2 separate regions of the Mus musculus genome follow, and region 2 is linked to region 1. Evidence: chromatin loops called from intact Hi-C (ENCODE). Cell type or tissue: left cerebral cortex. All regions are shown on one strand. Each heading gives the region's core, and the rest is flanking DNA. Links, peaks and the distances in the headings are about the cores only.

Region 1 (8,343 bases), core at 197-8,196:
TTTCTAACCAACTCATCGTGTGTTTGATAGTGAATTCATGAAACCTGAAGCTTTTCCCTGTAAATCTTAATGTCTTTGCCTTTAAAGAGTGGGTGACAACCATCGCTAGATCACAGTAGTGCCTAATGAAAGGTTGGGAACCACAGGAGAGGCTCTTACATTGTAAATAAGGAAGCAAACTGACAACCTTTCATTAGCTGCTGTGTGCTTCCTGCCTTAAGTGACAAGTGGCAGCGTCGCTTGAGTCACCTGTGTGGTGTTGTATTGTGCTTGCCACAAGTCAGTGTGCTCCCTGGGTGCCCAGGAGCTAGAATCCTTAGATCTTTGTGTCTCCAGACTTAATTCCCCTGTTCTCTATGTGTCTGTCAACCCCAAGTCTATCGCATTTTAAGAAAAGCAAACACACACACACACATACACACACACACACAAAGCTTTCTTTATAGTTAATCCTAGCTTACTTAACATGGACTCAGGTTCCCCAGCAGCCTTAAGTTTTTTTGTTACCATCGTTCTTTCTCATGGAGTCTCCTTAGTATTTCTGAGCTTTCCATTTAGTGTGCCATCTGTCTCCATGTCACCTGATGTCACAAACTGACTTCCCAGCTTGAGATTTTCTGCGTCCGATACACGGACTGCGTGCGCTCCTTTACTTCCCCTCCCCTCATGGCTATAGAAAGACAATTTTTTGGCCTTCAGTTGGCTGGGGAAAAAAAAATTTAAAAATTTAAAAAATTAAAAAAAATAAAGCGGATCTGTAGCCGAAAGATCGCAAGATAAGTACAGATCATCTGAGAACGTGAACAGAGTTTACCTGCTGGAGAAAGCGGTCTGACTCTCAGACTTCTAGATCTGTAGATCCGGGGCTCATGAGGGAGTGTGCCAGAGCCTCAGTGAATGCCAAAGTCTTCAGAGGTTGGAGACCTAAAGGCAAGAAATAGAAATGAGTGAGCCAAAGAAGGGAGTTCCAAGATGACAGCAGATCTAGGAAGGAGACCAGACAGACTAAAGAAGATACCAGCAGCAGGGATTGGAAGGTCAGGGTGGTAAAAACAAATTAGAAAGAAGTGTCCTGGAGAGTTGGAAGAAAGGCCTTTTGGATGGCTTCGTGTAGGTGAAGACCAGCTGCATAGAGAGAGCCCCAGGTTGGAACTGACATCCAGAGAAACAGAGGGGCAATGATTCACTGGTGAGGCTCCCTTGAAATGGAAGTCAGTGTCATAGCCATCTGGGTAAATGTGGGGACTCGGTATCAGTGACAGACAGTGTCACCCCCACTAGACCCTTTTCAGAAAGTGACTCATCAAGAAGTCTGAGTTGAGTGTCCATTCTAACTGTAACCAAGTGAGTAGATCAGGAACAATTAAAGTGCCAGACTATGGAAGAGTAATTTAATCAAAGTGCCCTGGATTCTTATGCAGTTGTTCAATAGTGATAACCACAGAGAGTTGTGAAGTAGATATTCTCCAAGTATGAGATGGAGAAAGCAGGACACAAAATCATATTTGTACTACACTTATAACTGTTTTAAAATGTACGCTTATAGTCAAAAGCTATTGTGTTGTTGTAGGCTTATAGTCAAGCATTATTTTCTTAAATTTCTAGAATGTTCTTTATGGTAGTGTTATTCAAAAGTTAAGAATCATATTTCCATTGTGAGCATAATTGGAACTCTTTATGAAACACTTGGAAAATAACAGAGAAGTGGAGAAAGATAACCCATGTCCCCACCATCCAAAGATAGATATACTCTTTAATACCTTGTTTATTCTTGTTGCTGTGCACAGACTTATATATTACAACTGTGTCAAAATGTGTATTCAAGATAGCTGTTCTAGTATTTCCTGTGTAATTACGGTAAAATACTTTGAAGTTTCCCTATGTTCCTTGTAATAGTCGCCTGATAATAAAGTTTAGTATGTAATATCACCACCATAAGCATACTATGTACCCAGTGAAAATTGGAAAATAAGTAAAATTGAACAGAAAACTTTGCCCACACTCCCCATACCCAACAACTGTTAAGATCTTCATCTGTGTCCTTCATTTCATGTCATTGCACAAATTTGTGATTAAAACAGTGTTAAATAGATTTGCATAATGCCTAAAACAAACAGAAATGTGGGAAACAATTAAAAATAGTGTTTTTTTGGGGGGGGGGTTCATGGTTAAATGTTTTGTTTAAGATTTCTTGAATAATCTTCAGTGTTTGGGTAACAAACTTTACGTATGTACTCTGCATCACAAATATAAGGCATACTCAAAGAAAACTGGGAAACTGAAGTGAAGTCGAGAAAAACTGTATTTCCAACAAACTTCTGGTAACGCCTGGATCTGTGCCCCACTGGTGTGATTGTGAGGTTTTCCATGACAAGTGCGTAGTGTCAACAGCAGGAAGAAATGTGGAAAGGTGTGGAATGGCAGGGCAGTTGTGGCGGAATTACAGTGAGCTGTATTTTCTCAGTTTCTTTGAGGGTTCTTTGTCATAGTGTTCTAGCAGGCTGCCCGTATTGCTTATATATGCAGTACGTGACCATTCTAGTAGCCTTGAAGATGTGCAAATGTAGAAGAGAAACTCACCCATATTGTCATTACCCAAAGACTGTGTTAACATCTCCATTTGTTTTCTTTGTCTTGTTTCTGTGCACAGGCTTTTGGTTTGTTAATATGGCTGTAGTTGGTCTATCTTGTAATAGTGTCATCAATAAAAATAAAGTTAAAAATAAGATAATTCTCAGTCTCTTCCTTTGTCCTGTTTATGTGTTTGGGGTTGGTAACTTTGCAGGGACTTGTCACTGTTGATAAAATTATACATCCAAAATGTTAGTGGCCCCTTAGCCATACAAATTTTTGATCTTCAAATCATATTCTTAATTAAAAAAATAAGCCTTTGTGTGTATGTACACGTGTGAATGGATATTTGTGTGTGAGTACAGACATAGACTCTCATGTCCCAGTGTGTGTGTGAAGGTCAAATAACAGCCTCAGGTGTCAGCCCCACCTTCCCATCATTCGAGAGAAGGCCCTTTTCAGTTCACTATGTACCCCCCAGGATAGATGTCTTGCAAGTTAAGATTTCTATAAGAGTGTTAAGATTACAGAAGCATGCAACAGCTGCAGGCTTTATGTGGGCTCTGAGATATAAACTCAGATTTTAATGACCCTGTTATAAGTGCTTTGCCCATGAAGCCATTTCTTCACTTTGCATTATTATTATTATTATTATTATTATTATTATTATTATTATTATTATTATTATTAAAGATTGTATACTCCATCAATCATTTTTCAGTGATCTGTGGATTCTACCTGAATCCTAGCTTTAACTGCTCCTTTTAGACTAAATCATACTTAATCCTACTAAATCATAACTACCTAGTAGCGGTTTTAGATTTTATTATAATCACAAATATATTTTGGTTAGTTTATAGGATATTATTAATTAGAAATATGAGGTTCCATAAAATGAGGGTTCATGAATCCTTACCATGAGGATAATAATATTAGGGCTTAGCATCACAATGAGGCATTTATTCCAGACTTCTGCAGAAGATTAAAAGTATTTATTATATTTTAACCCAGATTCACCACTGGGAACATAACAGTTCATCTGGTTATCATAACTAATGTATGAGAGGTAATTTGTGTGTGTGTGTGTATGTGTGTGTGTGTGTATAAGTATGTATTCACACACTGGAGCCATGCTAGCACACAATCCAAAATGGTTGGATTATATAGAGAAGGGCAGCTAGGGAAAGGGCAGTCCAGTAGGGGCTGGGGAAGTTTAGGGTAGGGGGCAGGGTACAACAGCCAGGAGGGTTCCTCTTACTTCCCCAACCAGTAGCCAAGTGCTGGGATTACAAGTGTGTGCCACCACACCTGGATTTTTATGTGAGTTCTGAGTATTAAACCCATGTCCTCATGTTTGAATGGCAAGTATTAAACCAATAGGGCTACCCCTCCCCCACCTTTTGAGAAGTAATTATTAAGCATTCTTGTAGCTTCATAATTGAATGGGAAAGAAAGAAGAAATATAAAGGGAAGGAACATGGAACATGACCGGTCCTGGATTTCAGCACCAAATTAAGAGAGAGAGAGAAATTCATGTCTGCTCCTAGGTAATGGTGGAAGAGAAAGTTTATTATAGATATGTGGGAGAGCATAGAAAGAGGCAAGGACATTTGGGAGAGTCCAGAGTGGATATGACCTTGGGACGTGGGGGGAGAGTGGCAGAGGAAGAGAGAGGGAGAAAGGAACACCAAGAGTACCAACCAGGAGGGAGGGGGTGGAGGGGAGAAAACAAAAAGAATCAGGTAAGCAAAATGGTTGGATTATATAGGGAAGGGTGGCTGGGGGAAGGGCATCCAAGACCCTGGGCTGGAGAAGTTTAGGGTCGGGGGAATGGGGTATGCCCGTCAGGAGGGCCCTGTAACTGGTAGGGACTAAGGGATGCTGAGAGAACCTGGCAGCATCCACTTTAATATGCTAAATAAGCACCTCTGCCATTTGTCCCAGGGTTTGAAACCTAACAATAATGACCACACATTTTAAGCTCAGTACCTAACTAGATCCCTGCTGGTGACCTCAGTGGAAATGCGACATGAATCCATGGCTGCTTCATCTCTGATCCCATAACTATCAAAAGTGATGGCCAAGTCACTCCACTTTTTCTGCTCAACCACCAGAGTGCACATTGCTCTACAGAGAGAAGAGTACAAATGTCTCTGAATTCCAGTCACTCTGCAGAGTTCTGAATGTTCTCATAGTTCTAAAACTTTGTTCACATTAAAATGAAGTCTCATTGAATTGTGGTTGCCTCATTCGTACCAATCTTGGTTGCTGTGAAGAGACACCATGCCCTTGGCAACTCTTATGAAAGAAAGCATTTAATTAGGGCTTGCTTACAGTTTCAGAAGATTAGTCCATTATCGTCATGACAGGGAGCTCGGTGGCACGTGGCAGACACGATGCTGGAGAAATAGCTGAGAGTTCTACATCTTAACCCACAAGCCGCAGGAAGAGGGAGACACTGGGCCTGGCATGGGCTTTTGAAACCTCAAAGTCTAAACCCAAGTGACACACCTCCTCCAATGAGGACACACCTACTCCAACAAGGCAACGCCTCCTATTCTTTCTCATGTAGTGTCACTCCTCAATGACTAGGCATTCAACTATATAAGCCTGTAGGGACCATTCTAATTCAAGATATCACAGCATCTGGTCAGACCTTGATTACTCATCCTATAACAAGGGATTTCAGCATGGGTCAAGTCAAGAGATCCATTCTTTTTCAAGATTTTTCTAAAGAGTATCCTGATGAAAAGTAATAGAGAACAGAAATGAAATGGTTGTCCATTGAGAACGCATGATCAATACTTGTACTCCTAAGGAGTTCTTTCTTCCCCTACCAACACCTTATTTGAAGGGGTAATTATTCCCTACCACCATATTTATTGCATGAGATCTGATGTCTTTCTAGCATCAGCTGATGTGTGCTCATGGGTTCCCAATGTCCAGTCATTATCAAAAGACACTAGTAGTTAATTAGGTAAGTGTCTTAGGGTTCTATTGCTGTGAAAAGACACCATGACCAAGGCCACTCTTTTTTTTTTTTAATTAATCATCCCATTCGTTTACATTTCAAGTGATATTCCACTTCCCAATTATCCCTCCACAAACCCCCCATCCCACATCTGCCCTCTTCTCCCTCCCCTTTGCCTCTATGAGGGTGCTCCCCCACTGACCTACCCTCTCCTGCTCCACTGCTCCAGCATTCCCCTACACTGGGGCATCAAACCTCCACAGGACCAAGGACCTCCCCTCCCAATGATGTCAGGCAAGGCCATTCTCTGCTACATATATATCTGGATCCATAGATCCCTCCCCTCACACTCCTTGGTTGGTGGTCTAGTCTCTGAGAGCACTGGGTGGTCTGGCCAGTCTATGTTGTTCTTTCTGGGGTTGCAATCTCCCTCTGCGCCTCCAGTCCTTCCACCAGCTTCCCCACCGTGGTCCCTGAGCTCCAAGCATCCTCATCTGCATTGGTCAGTTGCTGGGCAGACCTCCCAAAGAACAGCCACACCAGGTTTCTGTCAGCAAGTATCTCTTGGTAACAGCAACAAAGTCTGGGTTTGGTGTCTGCAGACAGGATGAGTCCCCAGGTGGGGCAGTCCCCGGATGGCCCTTCCTTCCTTCAGTCTCTGCTCCATTGTTTTCTCCCTTTGGACAGGAACATTTCTGGGTTAAATACTTTGAGATGGGTGGGTGGCCCCATCCCTCGACCCAGGGCCATGCCTATCTACTGGAGGTGGTCTCTACAGGTTCTATTTCCCCTTCAATGCAAATTTCTGCTAATGGGAGTCTCTCATTTCCCTGGCGTCTGGAACCCTCCAGTGGCTATCCCCATTTCCTCATCCCCCACTGCTACATATTTTTATTCAATTTCCTGACCCTCTGTACCTCTTTCCTGTCTCCTCCAGTACCTGATACTGCCTCTCCCCCCACCCACATTTATTTCAACCAAGGCAACTCTTATAAAGGAGAAAATTTAATTGTGGCTGGCTTATAGGTGTAGTCCGTTATCATCATGGTGGGAAGCATAGAAGCATGCAGGCAGAGAAGGAGAAGGAGCTGGGAGTTCTACATCTTGATCCAAAGGCAGGCAGGAGGAGGGTCTCATTCCACATTGGACAGAGTTTGAGCATAGGAGTCTTCAAAGTCCACTTACACAGTGAACCAGTTCCTCCAAAAGGCCACACCCATTCCAAAACGGCCACACCTCCTAACAGTGCCACTTCCTGAGTCAAGCATATTCAAACCACCACCGTAAGTGATCATATAGATAAGGGCTGGAGATATTAAAGGGATAAGGCCACAGGGCCTGAGGAAGCTTGCTTCCTAGTGCCTTAATTTTCACTAGAGTCTGGCTGAAAGACCTGCCCTGCCCTTCCATTGCCATAATGAAATGCCAGAGACAATTAACTTATGAACAAACAAGATTGCTGCCAAAGATCAAGTGCTTCCATCGCTTAAAGATGCTGGCAAGGGTGGCCAAGAATGGGAGTGTGATTGCCGAGTAAACCCCTCTGTTTGCAAACTAGGAAGCAAAAGTGTGACTAAGAAACTAAAGTCCCACAATTCTCCTCAAGAGCCTACTCTAGTGATGTAAGAACTAGGAATTAGGCCTCCTTCTTAAAGATTCTGTCACTTATCAACAGAGCCAGGCAGGGGACCACACCTTCAACACACAGGCCCCCGAGACTCTCATCCCAAACCACATGAATAATCCACTAGTTGGCCAAGAAAAACAAGCTTCCCAAGAATTACTGAATGTTGAATGTAAACTAACACTAATTCAAGTGTGGGGATGTTGTAAAGTGGAGAACAATTACAATATGTTACCAGGAACGGCAAGCAAACCAGTTTCCGACCCAGAAAAGCAAGAAAGAAGCCAAGATTGGTACTCTGCCCACCTCCAGTCAGACATCTGGTGTCACAGTGGTTGGTCACAATAAAGTCACTTTTACTACAGAGAGGGCAATGTTGCAGCCTCAATGGAGCAGAGACTTCTACAACATTCTTCCTCCCCCTCAACATATGCCAGCCTCATACTAATAATCATGAGCTTACCGCAGACCTTCACATTTCATGTAGGGGTTAACTATAGTTGTGATAATAAGGGGTGATTCACAGCCATCTAACTCCAGTTCCAGGTGATTCAACGCCATCTTCTAGCCTCCGCAGGTTCCTGTACACGTGGTATATACACATATACTCAGGCACACATACACATATACATTAAAACAAAAGAACCTTAAGCCATAGATCTACCTAGCTGGACATGGTAGTATACACCTTTCATTTCAGCACTCAAGAGGCAGATGCATCTCTGGATTTGAGACCAGCCTGGACTACATAGAGAAACTGTCTCAAAACAAACAACAAAACTTTTCAACGGCACACAAGTGCTTCTTGTTCATACCACTGGGATATGTTCAAGGTTGGCTAGGTGACACTACTTACATTTGACCAGCCAGGTGAACCGAGCCTGCTCTTATGTCTGGTGCTAACTGGTGGTGACCTAACCTAGGTTCTGGGTACAGCATTTCAGTCTTAGTTCCCCTTTCTGTTGATGTGATCAGTTACTCTGACCAAAGGAACTTAAAGGAGAAAGAGTTTATTTTATCTCAGAATTCAAGTATGTGGGAGCATCATAGGAGCATGGGGGTGGGAATCCAAAGCAGCAGGAGCCTGAAGCAGCTGGCCATATCACTGCCATGACGATGAGGATACAGAGAGTGCTGAATGCATGCAGTCCACTCTCTCCCTGACCTGAGAATGGTT
Region 2 (8,343 bases), core at 158-8,157, 130 kb after region 1:
GCTCTGATATCCTGCTATCCATTTTATTTTGATTGATTAATTTAAAAATGTTATTCTCCACGTCTTGCTTCCAATCCTCATGATCTTCCCCTTGCTGCTCAGTCTGATCTGTGAGCTGTTGTATCCTTTGTTCTAGCATCTCTTCCAGCTCCTGTCTCCCACCTTCATTTTCATCATTCTTTCTTTTATTCTGATCTATAATTTCCTGTGTCTTCAATTCTAGTGCTTCCTCTAGGGCACTTTTCTAAGTCTTAAATTTTTCTTTCTGTTGCTCCTGCTGCTCTATAATTCCCTGTATCTTCTGTTCTAGGCCCTGCTTTTCATAATCTTCTCCTTATGTTGTAATTCTGATATGCAGCAGCTGCCTTATTTTGATTTGCTAGCTTTAGTAAATTATCCTCTAGACATTGCTTCTAAATGTTATCTCTATCTCCTTGCTGTTCAGTCTGATCTATGAATTGTAGAATCCTTTTTTCTAGCGTCTCTTCCAGCTCCTGTCTCCAACCTTTATTTTTCTCTTGACCTATAATCCTGAACCTTTAGTTCTAGTGTTACCTGTAATCTCTTTTCTAAGGCAAGGAATTTTTTTTCTTTTTTATCTAGGGCCCTGTCTTTTGAGAAGACAGAGTAGATCAAAAGAATAAATATTGCAATACCGGTAAATGACGAGGTATCTATTTCCTTTAAATCTATCCCCATGAAACCATTCAGAATACCATCCCTTAAAGCAAAAAGGTATTTATTGTTTCTCATCTTGAAGTATCAAAAATTATGTATCTCTATTTATTATCAATGTATGATGCTTATTACCTGATCCAGAGCCCTTTGTACCTTTGTCTCTCTCTCTGCTGTTGGATTCAGAGTCTGGCTGTTCATGTCCTGTGTAGACGTGGAGGATACAGGGAAGCCAACACAGAAAGGCTCTCTCAGGCATAGATGCCCTGATCAGTTCACTGTGTTTGCCCAGAAACTACCTTGCAGGCAGTTGTGCTCTAGAGTCTCCTGTCCTTCCCTGAGAGTCCTACACAGCACTGTCCAAGTCCAGCTCCAAGCTCGAGTGCTGCCTTAGCTGTCTGCCTGGGCTTGGGGAGAGAGCCTCTCTGCAGTTTTCTGTAGGCCCCTCAGACCCGGTCAGCTTTTAATCGACTCACTGCTGCAGCCCAGTCTTGTATTTGGGGTGAGGGGAGGGGAAGTGATCATTTATCTCAGGTTAGTTGAGTCCCAGTTGATACACTGGGCACCATTTTGTTGTGGTAAATCTCCAACACCCATGCAAGAAAACCGCAACTCAGCTCTGTAGCTATCAACTGCATGACTGTATTGGGCAGATATGCCTCTACACCACTTTCTTCCCCAGCTATGAAGTCCCCTGCTACTTACAGTTCCTCCAGGTCATACGCTTCTACTCCATCTTCCTTCCGACTTCTCTCTCTCTGTCCTCCTCTACTGGCTGTCTTTTCTAACTCCTCCTCCTTCCCTTCTCTTTCTGTATTGCCCAGAAAACCCACTCCTCATTTCTGCCCAGTGATTGACTATTTGTCATCTTTATTAGCCAATCAGATAATTAAGGGATATTCCTCTGCATGTTCCTGTTTAAGGCCACTTGCCCAAGAGCCTGTGAGTTGTGGTACACCCTTTTCTAGGACCTATCCTCAACTAGTGACTTTAATTTGTGACCTCAGGTGTCCCGGAGTCCCCAAGTCCACCTTCAACTTGCCTCCATTTAGGGCCTATCCTGAACCTCAAGGTTTGAGTCTGTGTTCCCCAGGATCTCACTGGGGCCTCCAAGAATCTTAAGGAATTGGAGACACACACTTCTTTCAGAAAAGACCACAGATGCAATACAGATTGAAATTATTCACATGTATCAATTCTTGCAGGGCAGCCATCTCAAAGCCAAATCAGAAACATTCTGGCAAAAGCAGATGGCAGAAAGGTTTTTAAAGGCAATCAGTACATTACTCCATTTCTGCAACACTTACATTGAGGAATTGCCCACCTGCCCTGGCTACATGAGGAACTGTCTCACATCCCCTGCCCTGGCAACAAGCATCTTTACAGAAGCTGGAGCAGGCAGTTAATCATTTCACACGAGTTATACAGTGCTGCAGGTTAGCCTGATGCTATTTGTATTCTGATGTTAATTCTGCTTCCTCAAGAAGGGTTGTCCCCCTGACCCAAAGAGCAATGTTATGTTAGAATCACATCTAGCGTCCCGACAGACCACACCAGGTCAATACAGTATCACGTGAGAAAGGTTTATTGTGCAGGAAGGGGGCAAAAGGGGGTGATTGAGACAAAGGGAGAAAAGAGAGAGAGCAAAGTGGACAGTGATGTAACTGCTCACAGGTAAGGGTGGGAAATGAGCCAGGTGGATGTTGGGAATGTGAGAATGTATGACAATTGCCATGGCAACAGATGCGCAGATCCCTGTTGCCTATGGGTGACGTCAATGTCATCACTGGATTCCGAGGTGACTTGCAACTGTAAGTTGCTGGTTCCTGATACCAACAAGCAGTATATCAGGTGCTCAGGTGATCTCATGTGAACCTTCTTCCCATCTTAACTAGTCCATAAAAGCTAGAGCCTGTGATTGGGCAGTGGAGGGGAAAGGTGGGACTGGAGGTTTGAGAGTCGGGGCAGGTAGAGAGGAAAGGAGGATGAGAGGGGCATGAGAAAGAAAAGAGAAGGAGGAAGGAGCCTAGATGAGCTAGAACCACATGGCCAGAAGAATCCACAAGTAGCAAGGTGTTGAATAAGTATGTTAGATCTGCCCAATCTAGGCATATAGCATATAATTATGGTAACTGGCCTGTGTGGTTTTTATATGGTCTTATTGGGGTGGTAAATTCCAGTATCGATACAGTTTTGAGGAAAGGGGCAAGAATCTAGGATTTTCAGGAATTTAGGTCAGAGGCCAATGGCTGCTAAAGTAGATGCCGGTACAAAATGGAATTTCCTTAGCCATTGTATGCAAGAACAAACATTATTGTTCACTCAGTTTTGCACATTGCAGAACTTCTGTCACCACCACCCTATTGTCACCACTGTTGCCTCTTTTCTAGGTGCATGGCAGGTACATATACACGTGAGGCTACTATGTGGTTATCTGGATATTTGGTTCGTGTTTTTATAATTATAAGTGATACTGGGATGACAATCTTGGTATTTATATCCTGCCCTCCACCCCCAACCCCGTCAATTTAGGATTGCTTTCTTAAGAGAAATTTTGGCAAAATGGAATTGATGGGATCTGAAGATGTAAAATTATTATGAAGTTCTTAATATATATAGACTAATTTTGGAAACATTGATTTGTTCTGTGTGGGGGCTGTTGATACAGAGTGACATGTGTTTATTCCTCCCAGCTGGCATTGTGTAATACAATGGGAAATCTAGTTGTGGAATTTGTCTATCGTTTATTGCGAAGTCTGTAAGAAATCTGGCAGTCTTAGCTAGTTAACAGATTTATTAATGAGTGGTGGATTTATTGATAGTGGTAGATTGCCTTAAGGTAGGGAGGCAGATCTGTGTTCGAGCTGTCAGGCCACAGCTACCTTAGCTATCAATGTAGTCAGAAATCTGGGGAAGAATAAGTTACAATCTAGGAGTCATGTATTAATTAAAATTATAATTAATCATCTATAGTCCAAACAGTTCCCAGGTCCCTGTGGTCTCCATGGCAACTTGGTGGAGTCAGTCTGGCTTTCAAGCCCAGAGATGGAGAGGTTTTTTTTCTCTGTGGAATAGAGTGAAATGAGAAGTGACCCACCTTGACTTTAGGCAATATGAGGCATTTGACTCTCCAGTTTGTCCAGTGTAAAACAAACCTGGGCAGGGCAATGGTGGTGTTTCTCCGTGGTTATCCTACCACAGTCCAGGCAGTCTTTTGTAGCTGTGCCCAAAACCTTCTGAGACCTTGGGATGGAGGGGGTGGTGGTTACTGTCGGGCTTTGGGAGATTCTGCCTATCATGAGCTTAAGTATTGATATCTATTAACAGACCTCTGACAAGTTGGAGAACTGTGTCTACTGGTCATATCTGAGTTAGACAACTTATGTTTGTTAAATTATTTGAGACTGTATATAGTAAATATATCACACTATAATTTAGTGGCAATAGCAAAAATCATTTACCAAGACAGAATAGGAATGAACATCTTAATTGTTAACAATTAAGTAACTTTGACAGGTTGCATAGTATAGAAAAACATATTTTGCATTAGTAGAGAAACTCTTGGATTAGAGTTGGTGTGGACCAGAATGTAAAGAAATAAGAAAGATTATAGTGGTGGCTTGAGACCATGGTGACAGAAAGTGAGTGTGTCCAGGCAGGTTCAGGCCTGTGACACGAACTGGTGGGCGAGCAGGCAGTGGGATGGGCCAGTCGACGGAGCAAGAGACAGGAGCACCTGCATGTGCAATTGAGGCTCGGGCGTGGGAAGCATTCGCAGCCTGAAGAACACAGATCGCAAGGAGCCACAATAGTGGTGGCTAGTGGTGGCGACAGAGTCAAGAGATCAGGGCTGTGCACAAGGAGGCACCAGGCCTGCTGTGGTCATGGGCAAAGCAGGCACCATGGTGGCAGGACCAAGGGAGGGCAGTGTGAGTAAGCAAGTAGGGCAGGACTTCCTCCTAGCAGCCAGACATCCCGACCCAGTGCTTTCAGAGACCTCGGTGGGTGGGGGAGGGAAGCACCTAAAGTAGCGGTCTGTATCCTAGTAACTCCACTCAAGGCTGAGTAAAGAAGGCAAGGGCGGCACTGTGCTGAGGCTGGAGAGGAAAATGTGCCGGCAGCAATCCCATGCAGGGACAGTTTGTGCATGTGGTGGCAGGGGAACGTAGCACAGCATCCTGTCCCAGACAGGGCGCAGGAAGCACAAGAGGGCAGGGCAAAAGTTGCTTTCTCGCAGCTGCAGCAGAGCTCGAGCAGCCACAAGGGGTGGTGGTAGCCTTGGTGGGCAGAATGTGGGAGCAGAGTCCTGGACAGAGAGAGAGAGTGAAAGAGAGAACAGGGGCAGATGTGGCCCTGCATGGGGGGGGGGAATCTTTCTTGTCAGTTCTTCTTGAGGCGGGGGGGGGGGGACACGTCGGTGGAGGGTAAGACTTTGTCTTATGAGAAATTTAGGGTTGCTGTATAATAAAAAGTTACTTATCTAAGCCTAAGTTACTATGCTATTGTAGTTAACCTGCCTTTGTGATCCTCTGAGGCCAGAAACTGCAGTTTCTGGCACTTAGCACCATTTCCTCAAGCCACAAAGGATTAAGTATTAAGCTGTTGTTCTATCCCAGCTGGAACAACTGGGCTCTAACTTTCAGTCTGCTAGTCAGAAGTCACAGGAGGAAGAGAAGTCACTTAGAGAAGTGATTATAGAGTTTATTACTAAGTTGTAAAAAGTTTCCTCTGAAAGCTCTCTAAGGGGAAAAGCAGAAAGATCCTAAGCAGGGAAAGGGAAAAATTCTCTAAGTGGGGAAAAGGAAAAAATTCTAGTCTAAGTGGGGAAAGGCAAAAAATTCTCCTATAGAGCCCATTAATCTCTTTGTCCTCAGTCCTTATACATCTTTCAGAATACATGATCACATGTTACAAAGTTCATCACAAGTTCACACACAAAAAAATCAAATCATAAATTGAAATAGAAGTTTACAACAGAGAATGTTTACATGCGTATCCATTAGGAGTAATTATCTAGCTAAACATCCATCACCTGTCTCAGCTGCACAGGTTCACTGAAGGGTTAAAACCATAAGTAACTAAGTTATTAGTGAAGTTTTGTATAGATAAACCCAGTCAATATTTTGTCTTCTGTCCTAACAGCTATAATAATTCATTAGTTCCCTTTTGACCTTTGGTTAGTTGTGAGTAGGAGAAAGTCTAGTTTCCGTCTTAAGAACAATTAATTGGTGACACTTGGGACACTGGCAGAGTTCTCATCGTAGCTTTGATTATCAAAAAAGAACCTACCTAAAAGCAGTCCCATTAATAAAAGGGCTTAATAATCACAGATATAATTTTAGGAATTCTTATAGGATCATCATTAAGACTTTAGTCATCTATTTGTCTATATAGCATCACTACAAGAGAGTACATCTTTGCGGATCTGCAGAGATCTGCTCCAGAGTGGTGTGCTACTGCTTAGTGACAGAACAGGGAAAGCATATTTATAGCAGGAATCTTTCCTAAAATGAGTCCCTCACAGCCTTGCTTAATGAGGGTTCACCTGTCGCAGATTATACAGTAATCAGAAGCAGGCCACTTCAGGATGAGATCACCTGCTAGTTATTAGCTTGTCCTTCATGCTCCTGACATCTCTTCCCTTCGAATAATATAAATGAAGTGTATATATCTCCCTTTGAGCAGTCCTGATAGCAGATCCTAAGTGCTTGAAGATGACTGAAAGAAGAAACAGAAGGAAAATAACCAATCCTATAATAATTCCCAAATTTATAAGAAAATTCCATAAAGAATTATCTTTAACAAAATTTATGATTGAATTTGAAAAATCTCCTGACACAGATGGGCGCTTGGGAAAGCAACATCTCAGCAGACAGAGTCCCCGGCAAGTGGCAGGGCCAGACCTGTTTTTCACACAGTGAACAGAAATAGAGCCAATGGCAAGAGAATGAGGGAGGGAGAGGGGAGAAGTCTACACTACAGATCACTAGCAAGAGAGTTATTTTAAAATGCCAGTTTAGTGGCCATGTAGAGATATTACTTGCTGCATACTGTGAATTAGACTGGGACATCCCAGTAAGAAGGGACAAGGCGGCAAAGACTGACCCATTGGATGACAGTAGGGTTATTAATTACTCCTACCAGCGTTCTGAGGATACTATTAATAACCAGAGAGACTTCTAGCCAGGCCAGACCAGGTCTTCACGTAGTGGTCTGGGGGCTAAGCTCTGGGCCTGTGCCCTGAGCAACAGAGAACAGTCCACCCAGGCTTGGGATTTCTCAGCAGCAAAAAAGGAACCATCTCAGAGGAGAGAGGAAAATCTCACCCTAGGGAAAATGTCCTAGAATGAGGGTCTGTGAAAAGACTGAATGTTTCTACTCTCAAGGGCAGCACAGGGGCAGCTCGGAGCTGAAGAACTCTCCCCTTGGACCAAGGGAACGTTTACACTGACCAGTGGGGAGAAGACGCTTACCAGGTCTCTGAAGTTTGGGCCAGTGAGCATGTGGTAGCAGGGTCGGGGTGCAAACCTGAACAGTTTCTAAACCCGAATCTTGGCACTAAATGTTGTGTTTCATTAAAAGATAAAGAAGAAATATGTTTGGTGAATGTCTAATCATGTATGGGGGGGGGGCTCCCTCTGCAGGCCCATGCTGAGGCATCCATTCCCACAAGGGACCAGCCACACAATATAGTACATAATAGAGATTATTCAGGGCATTGGGAGGGGAGTTGAAAGGGTAGTAGAGAGAGGTTAGTAGAGCAGAGAAAGGCAGAGACTATGAGAGTAGAGGAATAGAGAAGTAGAGGCTGGCCATGAACATGGAGAGAGAGAGAGAGAGAGAGAGAGAGAGAGAGAGAGAGAGAGAGAGAGAGAGAGAGAGCGAGCAGGAAGGGGAATGGAGATAGAGGGGGGAAGCAGCGAGAGGACAGAGTGGGAGCAAGAAGGCAAGAGCAAGAGAGAGAAGAAGGGGTAAGCAGCCCCTTTTATAGTGAGTCAGACACACCTGGCCATTGCCAGGTAACTGTGGGGCAGACCTTAGACAAAATGCTAGCACATTGTGTTTCCCTACACTTTTCAATCATTTTTCTTTAATATCTTTCCTTTATACCGACTGCTTTCTTTATAGAATAAAGATTAACACCCACTCCCTCCCACACTTATTTTGGTCTCATGTGCTTTCCTCGGCCTGTTTTAGACTTTTTTGAATATTTCTTTCCAGCAAGGCTTCAATTACATCATTTGGTCATTTTCCTTTCTCAAGCCTTCAAAATCTAACCCCCTGTAGACAGAGTGCTTCATTGTGGAGGTTTTTATTTATCAACTCTTGAGTTGAACTTGTTGACCTGTGTGAAAAGGTTCCTCGTCCTTACGGAGCCCTTTGACTCAGAATAACGAAGGACAGATAAGGTCATATTGCATAGTGCGGGATCTGGTTCGGGGCCATTGTCTTGTCTTGTTTGTTTGTTTTCTTAATTTGTCTTACATCAGCATTCTTTGTAATTTTTGTAATTTTGGTTCTTCAATCATTATGCTGCCTATAAGTGTACATGTGATTTTTCTGCTTTTAAAAAGATGTGGTGACCATGATTGTTATTCCACATTGAAATCTAATCAAAATTCTTCTGGTGTGTTGTAATGAATTTATAAGTAAGATAATAAAAATATT

The links. Hi-C counts contacts between places; a loop is a spot of excess contacts. Peaks named below come from ENCODE experiments on the same cell type or tissue, not always from the same donor. Only the 100,000 strongest peaks of a DNase experiment are listed, where the experiment ranks them.
Region 2: a loop joins it to region 1, with 5 times the contacts of the local background. A loop is called at or near these places in 7 of 42 quality-filtered maps.

The regions. Positions count from the first base shown.
Region 1 is chr7:6,698,280-6,706,622 of GRCm38, reverse strand. It overlaps Peg3 (paternally expressed 3), which reads left to right. Exons shown (of 9, transcript NM_008817.2): 9 at 1-663. Among named protein-coding and RNA genes, the nearest start is that of Zim1, 6.0 kb to the right of the region's middle. In left cerebral cortex, for the core only: no CTCF peak of the experiment used is centred there; DNase peaks (open chromatin) are centred at 4,597 and 4,939.
Region 2 is chr7:6,572,339-6,580,681 of GRCm38, reverse strand. No RefSeq gene overlaps it. Among named protein-coding and RNA genes, the nearest start is that of Olfr1350, 6.5 kb to the right of the region's middle. In left cerebral cortex, for the core only: no CTCF peak of the experiment used is centred there; no DNase peak of the experiment used is centred there.